2 separate regions of the Homo sapiens genome follow, and region 2 is linked to region 1. The links are chromatin contacts, found by Hi-C in ENCODE. All regions are on one chromosome and are shown on one strand. The core of a region is the stretch at or near the end of the contact, and the rest is flanking DNA. Distances in the headings are between cores, read along the strand shown.

Region 1 (3,686 bases), core at 359-2,858:
GAGATGAACCAACCTGCTGAAGTCTCTGCAGTTGAGATGCGGCAGGCCAGGTCTGGAACTCGGACTGGTCCATACTTTCCTTCATGCTGTGCTGACTATCATGATCATCCCAGAACCACCACCCTCAAGCCCCCAGCTCAGCCAAGCTCCAGTCCTCACAGATGCTGCAGCAATGGCCACCAGGCTTGGTCCTGGCCTGGCCCCTTCACCTGGACTATGCTTTAGCAGGTCAACCATGTTTTCAACGCCCACTGAGGAAAACCAGCCACGTGGCCAGTCCGTAGTTTGGGAAGGCATTGGAGAAAAGAATCAAAATAACACTTTATTACCCAGCTAAAAAATTGAGAAAAACTATAGAGTGACTCAACGCCTGAAAGCAAATCTTTAGCAAATGCAAATCAGCATAGAGGTCTCTGAGGACTTTAATGACCAAGAGAAATTAAGCTCCCAACAGGAAGGAAAGGCCTCTCTGACTAAGCTAGGAGTCTCTTGCATGTCCCAAGTCAGAAGGCGGAGGTGCCTAAATGCTGGATTCCAGCTGGCACATAAATAGTGATCTAACTCGCCCCCCCTTTCGTGCAGCACACACCGGCACGCACACAGACAGTTACTCATGGTGCCAGGGCTGCTCACGGAACCCCAAACCCACAAGAGCTGGGGAGTTTCCCCAGGGCCCAGCTTCCTTTTCCTTCAGTTGGCCAAACCTCTGCATGCTTTAAGCAAGGCTGTTTCATTTTCTGAAAGTGCTTTATTTTTCCCTCTGAGGAGAGGGGAAACATCAGGATGCATTTTTCCTTAGTCCCCATTTTCCCCCCAGATCGCCTCACTCCAGCAACAACGTGGACCATAGCATCTCACTTCTAGAACCCTTGTCACTGTTTCAAAGGTCAGTCCCATCTGGGCCCACGAAGTCCCTGTGAGTCAGGTGGGCTGGCATTGCTAAGCCATTTCTCAGAACCTGAAGCCCAGAGAGGCTAATGCAGGGAGGCTCAAACTCACACAGTCAGTTGGGGTGGATCTGAATCCAGAACCCACGTGTCTAGGCACCAACTTGCTGCCTTTGAGCTTTTTGGATCACAAGCAATAGCAAGAAATACACCTGACATCGCGACCCAGAACACAGACACACACACACACACACACACACACACACACACACACATCTGTACAAAGCAACAAACTTCCCCAAAGCAATACTTACCCTACTTCTTGCCACGCACTCTGATCATTTCTATTCTATTTCAATTTTTTAAATGCAGGTCATGAGCTATGAAGTTGATTTACTGACCCATGAATGGGTCACAACCCGCAGTTTGGAAACAGCTGGATGGACCCCCACCTGTGCTTTCCAGCTTCTCCTAGAGCCTCAGGGCCCCAGGAAGGCAGTGTGGTCTCTGCAACCAGGTGAGGAGCAGGCAGCTGCTGAAATCAGGATGGAGGGAGTCCTCTGAGGGGGGACTCTGAAACGAGTCCTCTCTGACTCTGCCTGCCCCAGCTAGGCTCTGCCTTCAAACCTCAAACAGCTGGGCTTCCTGCAGAGGCTCTGCAGGAGCCTGGGCACCCTTGCAGCCACGATCCCAGCTCTCCCTCCAGCGACTTCCCGCAGCCTGAACCTCCCAGCTCCGGCTAGAAAATCCCCAGCTGGAGGCTGCCCATTCCCGAGCTGAGGCAGAATCATGTGAACTCCAATCTGGTGTCAGGCTGGGCGGTTGCCGAGGAACCACTCGCCAGCCAGAGGCTGAGGGCGGCGGAATGGCTCTCTCCACGCATCTTCCTCTGCTCTCCATGCAACCCAGAGTCAGTGAGCAGCCTCGCTGGGAATGTGAAAGCCTGAGCTAGGGGCAGGTGCCCTCAGGACTGTGGTGGGGGGATACAGGAGGAGGGGGTGGGCTAATTCTAGCCACCTTTCAGCACCTACAGGATACCGGGATCCAGGCAAGGGTGGGGGAAGCCGCCAACATCTGGGTCACTGGGGCTCAACCCTGGCCATGTGCATGAGAACATACCTGGGAGCCTACAAAAAAAATACCAATGCCCGGGCCCCACCCGGGGCTGGTTAAATCATGTTTCCTGGAAGTGACGTGCCAGCATCAGTGGCTCTAAAGCTCCCTGGACTGTTCTAAAGTGCAGTGAAGGTGGGCAGCCACGGATGTGGTGAAGCAGGTAGGATCCTGTTTGGCAGAGCAGCAGAGCGAAGGCAGTGGAGCTAAGGCTCTGGGCATCAGTAAGGATAGGGCGGGCATCAATGTTTTCAACTGTGTCGGTCCCCAGAGAAGGAATCAAGCCCAGGGCTCTGGCCCCGGGGGCCCTTCTGGCTCTCAGGAGCACTTACTAAACTCCCTCCCTCACACACATAACACGGAGGATGGAAAGGCCCAGCATTTTGGCGTAACCACCTCCCTCCAAGGCAGACTCCTTGGAAGCTGATTATAAGCTACGTTGCCAGAGCCAGGAAGCCAACAGATACGGTGCATGGGGCCACTGGGGGTGCGAGTCCTTCCTGCTGGAAGTGGCCAGAGCCCTGTGCTTGGTCCCTGCTCTGGGGACCAACACAGTTTAAAACACTGATGCCCATCTTATTCATGCCAAGAGCCTTGGCTCCACTGCCCTCACTCTGTTGGTAGGGGGTCTAAGGAAATCCCCTTCAGTGGGGCCTGGGCCCTCCAAGCAAATGCTACCACATAGCAGGCCTTTTAAAAACTATTTCCGGCCAGGTGCGGTGGCTCACGCCTGGAATCCTAGCACTTTGGGAAGCCGAGGCGGGTGGATCACCTGAGGTCAGGAGTTGGAGACCGGCCTGGTCAACATGGTGAAACCCCATCTCTATTAAAAATACAAAAATTTGCTGGGGGTGGTGGCGCATGCCTGTAATCCTAGCTACTCGGGAAGCTGAGGCAGGAGAATCACTTGAACCTGGGAGGCAGAGGTTGCGGTGAGCTGAGATCATGCCATTGCACTCCAGACTGGGCGACAAAAGCGAAACTCCGTCTCAAAAAAAAAAAAGTTTCCTACGTCAGTTGCTTCTTGCAGGCCTTATGTTACGAGCAAAGGCTTCAGCTTGTTGTGGTGCAGTAGCGTGCATTTAGACACACGTGCTACTTCTGAGTTGCGGAAGTGTGGCTGGCTTTCCCTGATGTCATATAGGAGGACGCGGGGTTAGGAGCACAGAACTGACTTAGCAGTGACTGCCTGGCTTACCCCTAGGACACAACCTGCCAGAGAGAGCACCTCTGGCCCTCTACGGGGTGGCCTGTCCTAACAGGGTGTGCACACACCGGCCGTCTACACCATCATCGTCTATACCTGCAGGAACCACTAATGGCATGGTGTCCCCTCCCGCCTCCAGCCCTGCCAGGGGCTGGCAAGCTGCCCCAGCCCCTCTGCTGGCAGCATGTGCCCTACTGCACCTGGAGTAAGGACCATGCCTTTGGGATGAAGGAGGGGTGAAACTTTCTTTGGTTTTACTCAAATTGGCTGAGCCCAGGTCTTTGTGAAATGCTAGCTCAGTAAGAGAAAAAAGAGCCCATGCTCTCTCATGTGCTTGGCCCTCAAGGAGTTAGAAAATAGCCTGGAGTGGCTCAGTGCCAAGAGCTCCCTTTACCATTTCCTGAGCATTTGCTTTGCACCAGGTGCTGTGCCCATCCTTTGTTTAATCCTTATATCAACTCTGTGTGGCAGGGATTATC
Region 2 (3,686 bases), core at 684-3,183, 420 kb before region 1:
AGCCACCACGCCCAGCTGACATCAGGAGTTTTAAAGAGAAATCACGAACTAGGTGGGCACAAGGGACCTGGTTGTTCCTGGGGAGTTGTATCAGCAAACAGGTTTGAAGTTTGCACTTCGGACACGTTACTGTGAAAAAAAGAAACTAATTCTCATTTTGTGTGAAGGAGCCTGATAGACACAGGATCTGCTTCAGTGAGGAATTGTGAGTGATCTTCCCCTGCACAAGGCCAATAGGGTGCAAGGTTTCCACAGTTCAATTCAACAAACGTTTATTGAGTACCTACTATGTGCCGGACACAGTGTTAGGCCTTAGTGATACAATATTGTGTAGGGTATGGTCCCATCCCTCAAGGAACTCACAGTCTAGTGGGGGAAAGAAGTGAGCAACAGCTCTGCAGCCGGACCCAGAGGAACGCCAGGAATTAACTGTGGTGGGTGCTCCAGTAAGTCTTCCTGGAGAATGTTGCCCCCAAGCCAAGCCTTGAAAAAGGATCTCAGGTCCAGTCTGCTCACCAACCCTCACCATCTAACAAAGTGGTCCTGGGTTTTCAAAACTCTTGCACTCAAAATAGGGTCCCAGTATTCAGACATATGCAGTCCCAGATCACCCCCGACCATCAGATGAGAAAAACCCAACAATCTGGTCTCCTTTCCTGCAGCAAAGCACTTGGTGGTCAGAAGGGTTGGGGGTGAAGGTTTATGGGATCTGCTGGACAGCTGGTGAGGCATACAGACACTTCTGGTTATTATCTTTCTCCCAAATCAAATGCTAAAGGTACTAAAACCATGCTGACTGCATGAACCATTCCCTGGGGACTGGTAGGGCATTCCATTCCTCCCCACATTTGGGAGTCCAAACTGGGGTGGAGGGGTAAGAAGTAAAAGGTCTGGGTCAAGTGCTGCCCATCAGCTTGTTCATGATCAGGTACCCTTCAGTTTCCTTATTTGTAAGAGGAGAGTGCTAGTCAAGGAGGTCCTGGGCTCTGGTCGTTGATTCTGTCCTGTCAAAGTGAGAGTGGCTGGAATGGGATTGGTATATGGGTGCTCCCATACAGCTGAGGTTCCTTTCTGAGCTCTCAGGAAGCAAATTAAAAAAAAAATAATAATAATTACCAGGTGAGATGGCTCACAGCTGTAGTCCCAAGCACTTTGGGAGGCCGAGGCGGGTGGATCACCTGAGGTCAGGAGTTCGAGACCAGCCTGGCCAACATGATGAAACCCGTCTCTATTAAAAATACAAAAATTAGCCGGGTGTGGTGGTGGGCACTTGTAATCCCAGCTACTCGGGAGGCTGAGGCAGAAGAATCGCTTAAACCCGGGAAGCAGAGATTGCAGTGAACCAAGATCACTCCACTGCACTCCACCCTGGGTGACAGAGTGAGACTCCATCTCAAAAAAATAAAAAATGAAAAATAAAAATAAAACGAATAATAATAATAAGGCATCTGAAAAAACTCTTGAAGTTAGGAAACCTGGATTTGATTTTCATCTCTGTAACTGACCTGCCGTGTGACCTTGTGAAAGGCGTGTCCCCTCTCTGGGGGTGTCAGTGGACTAATTCCCGAGTTAGCTGTGGGGGGAGATGATCACTGGCATTTAACAGTAAGGTGGGGCTTCAGAAGTCCATCTACTGCGAAGCAAGAGAAAACTCCACGGAATACACGACTGAAACGAGTGGGAAGCCAGATGTGTCACGGACGTAGGGAGGGGAAGATGAAGGTCCCAGCAAAATCCCGGGAACATACCTGTCAAAGGGTCAGCGAGAAAACCAGTCCCTTGGCTGGTTGAAAGGAACACTTGATTCTTTGTCAGAAAGCAGCCTTGCGCTTCTAAGGGGTCTGCTGTCTGAAAGAAGCCTTCGAGGCTCGCAGACCTGGGGAAGAACTCAACCTGCCTTCAGCCCATGGGGACTGGGGCCGGCGCGGCTTTCTGGAATCGAACGGAACGAGGCGACCAGGCGCGGCGGCGGCAGCCAATGAGGGAGCCTCCTGATGAGGTCATGCAGTTCCTGGGCGCTTCATTGGCGGATCCTTCGCGGGGCCGCGGCGGGGGCCGCAGGGCGGAGCGAGGCGGGGCGAGGCGGGGCGGAGGCGGTGCCTGCCAGAGCCCGGACCTAAAACCGCGGTTCGATTTTCCTTATTTCCTCCCAGCGCTTATTTCCCCTGAGCGCGATGGGTCAGGCCCTTCTTAAGAGAGCAGTGAAAATACCCAGAAAAAAGGGCTTTTACTCACTCCAGAGACTGGGTTTACTTATTTTGGGTGAGCCCTCATTTTCTTTAGTAAAAGTGGAGGGTTGTTTAGTTTTGTTTCAATCCAGGCCAAACGCACTATTAACTCTAACCATTTAGCAACGCTGAGAGAATGTCCCTTGGTAGCCTTTTATTTGCCCACTGTGGTCCTCTAACCCGCTGTGTTGGGAGCACCGAACACCAGCTTTGTTCCACAGACGTGGAAACAGACCCAGGCGACTTGCCCAGGGTTATGTGGCCATTCAGTGGGACAGTGGGGGAACAGAGAACTAAGCTTTTGGTCCCTGCTGCCTGCCCAGGGGACCCACTCTCATGACCCTGGGTCACAGCCCAGGGCTCCCCACAGCCCAGGGCTCCCCACAAGGAAAGGCAGTCAAGTCAACCTTGCTGCTTCCTGTTGCAAGCTTTTGATACATCAGTTTCATTTTCAAAATACCGCCCAGAGTAGTCTATGGTCAGCAGAAAGATGCTGACAGCACTGTCTATTCTAGGAAGTTATTTTCGAATGAACTACAGTGTGAGGGACGGTTGGAATGTCCCTGATGCTGAAGGAGCCTGGCAGCTATTACGCTGGTCCTCAGCCCACCAGGCCTTCCTTTTTAAGAGGTATCTAGGAACTTGCATAATGCCTCTGTTTTGTTGCAGTCTAAGGGCGCTGACCCTTTGCCCAGAGAGAAGCGGAGTTTTAAGTGATGTGTACAGGACACTCTTCTAAGGATGAGACCCTGGCACTTGGCCTGGGCCCTCAAATATGCGTTGAATGACTGATACAGCCTGAATGCCTGTTATCAGACTCAGAGATTGTGTGGGCCAGGGAAGGCAGGCAGCAGAGAGAGTGCGGGCAGGCCGGGCGCGGTGGCTCACACCTGTAATCCCAGCACTCTGGGAGGCCGAGGTGGGCAGATCACTTGAGCTCAGGAGTTCAAGACTAGCCTGGGCAACATGGCAAAACCCTGTCTCTATTTTTATTTAGAAAGAAAGAAAGAGAGCGAGAGAGAGAGAGACAAAGAGAAAGAAAGAAAGAAAAAGAAAGAAAGAAAGAAAGAAAGAAAGAAAGAAAAAGAAAGAAAGAAAGAAAGAAAGAAAGAAAGAAAGAGGAAAGAGCAGAGTTAGATGGCCTCACTCGTGGGAGGATGCCATCTGTCATCTGGGATCTTTATCTCCTTTCCTGTATTTGAGGAATCCCCCACCAGAGACACTGAAAATGCCAGGCACTCACTGTGCCAGACCCCCTTGTTTCTACAGTGAGGGGTGGGGGACCTCAACCCTGCCAGGCAGACGCCACTCAGAAAGCAGGTGCAGGAGCGTGGGCAGCCTCAGCCTGATTCGGAGGCATCCCAGGTGGCAACTGCTCTGGCAGGCCATGTGAGTGGGGCTGGGGTGCACTTGGGTATCTGTGCCCAGCAGTGGTGGCAGCACTTTTCCTCCCTGCCA

What was found. Hi-C counts contacts between places; a loop is a spot of excess contacts on that map. Pooled maps may share reads with other maps.
Region 2: a loop to region 1 is called in a pooled map, with 4 times the contacts of the local background. The contact joins the promoter of LINC02321 here to the promoter of GPR68 in region 1. A Hi-C loop is called at or near these places in 1 of 37 single-sample maps with no recorded cell type and 10 of 50 pooled maps.

The regions. Positions count from the first base shown.
Region 1 is chr14:91,243,096-91,246,781 of GRCh38, forward strand. It overlaps GPR68 (G protein-coupled receptor 68), which reads right to left and starts at 1,609. Exons shown (of 2, transcript NM_001177676.2): 1 at 1,202-1,609. RefSeq lists enhancers at 137-246, 1,306-1,807, 1,327-1,376.
Region 2 is chr14:90,826,241-90,829,926 of GRCh38, forward strand. It overlaps LINC02321 (long intergenic non-protein coding RNA 2321), which reads right to left and starts at 1,934. Exons shown (of 4, transcript NR_184259.1): 1 at 1,749-1,934. RefSeq lists a silencer at 1,965-2,224.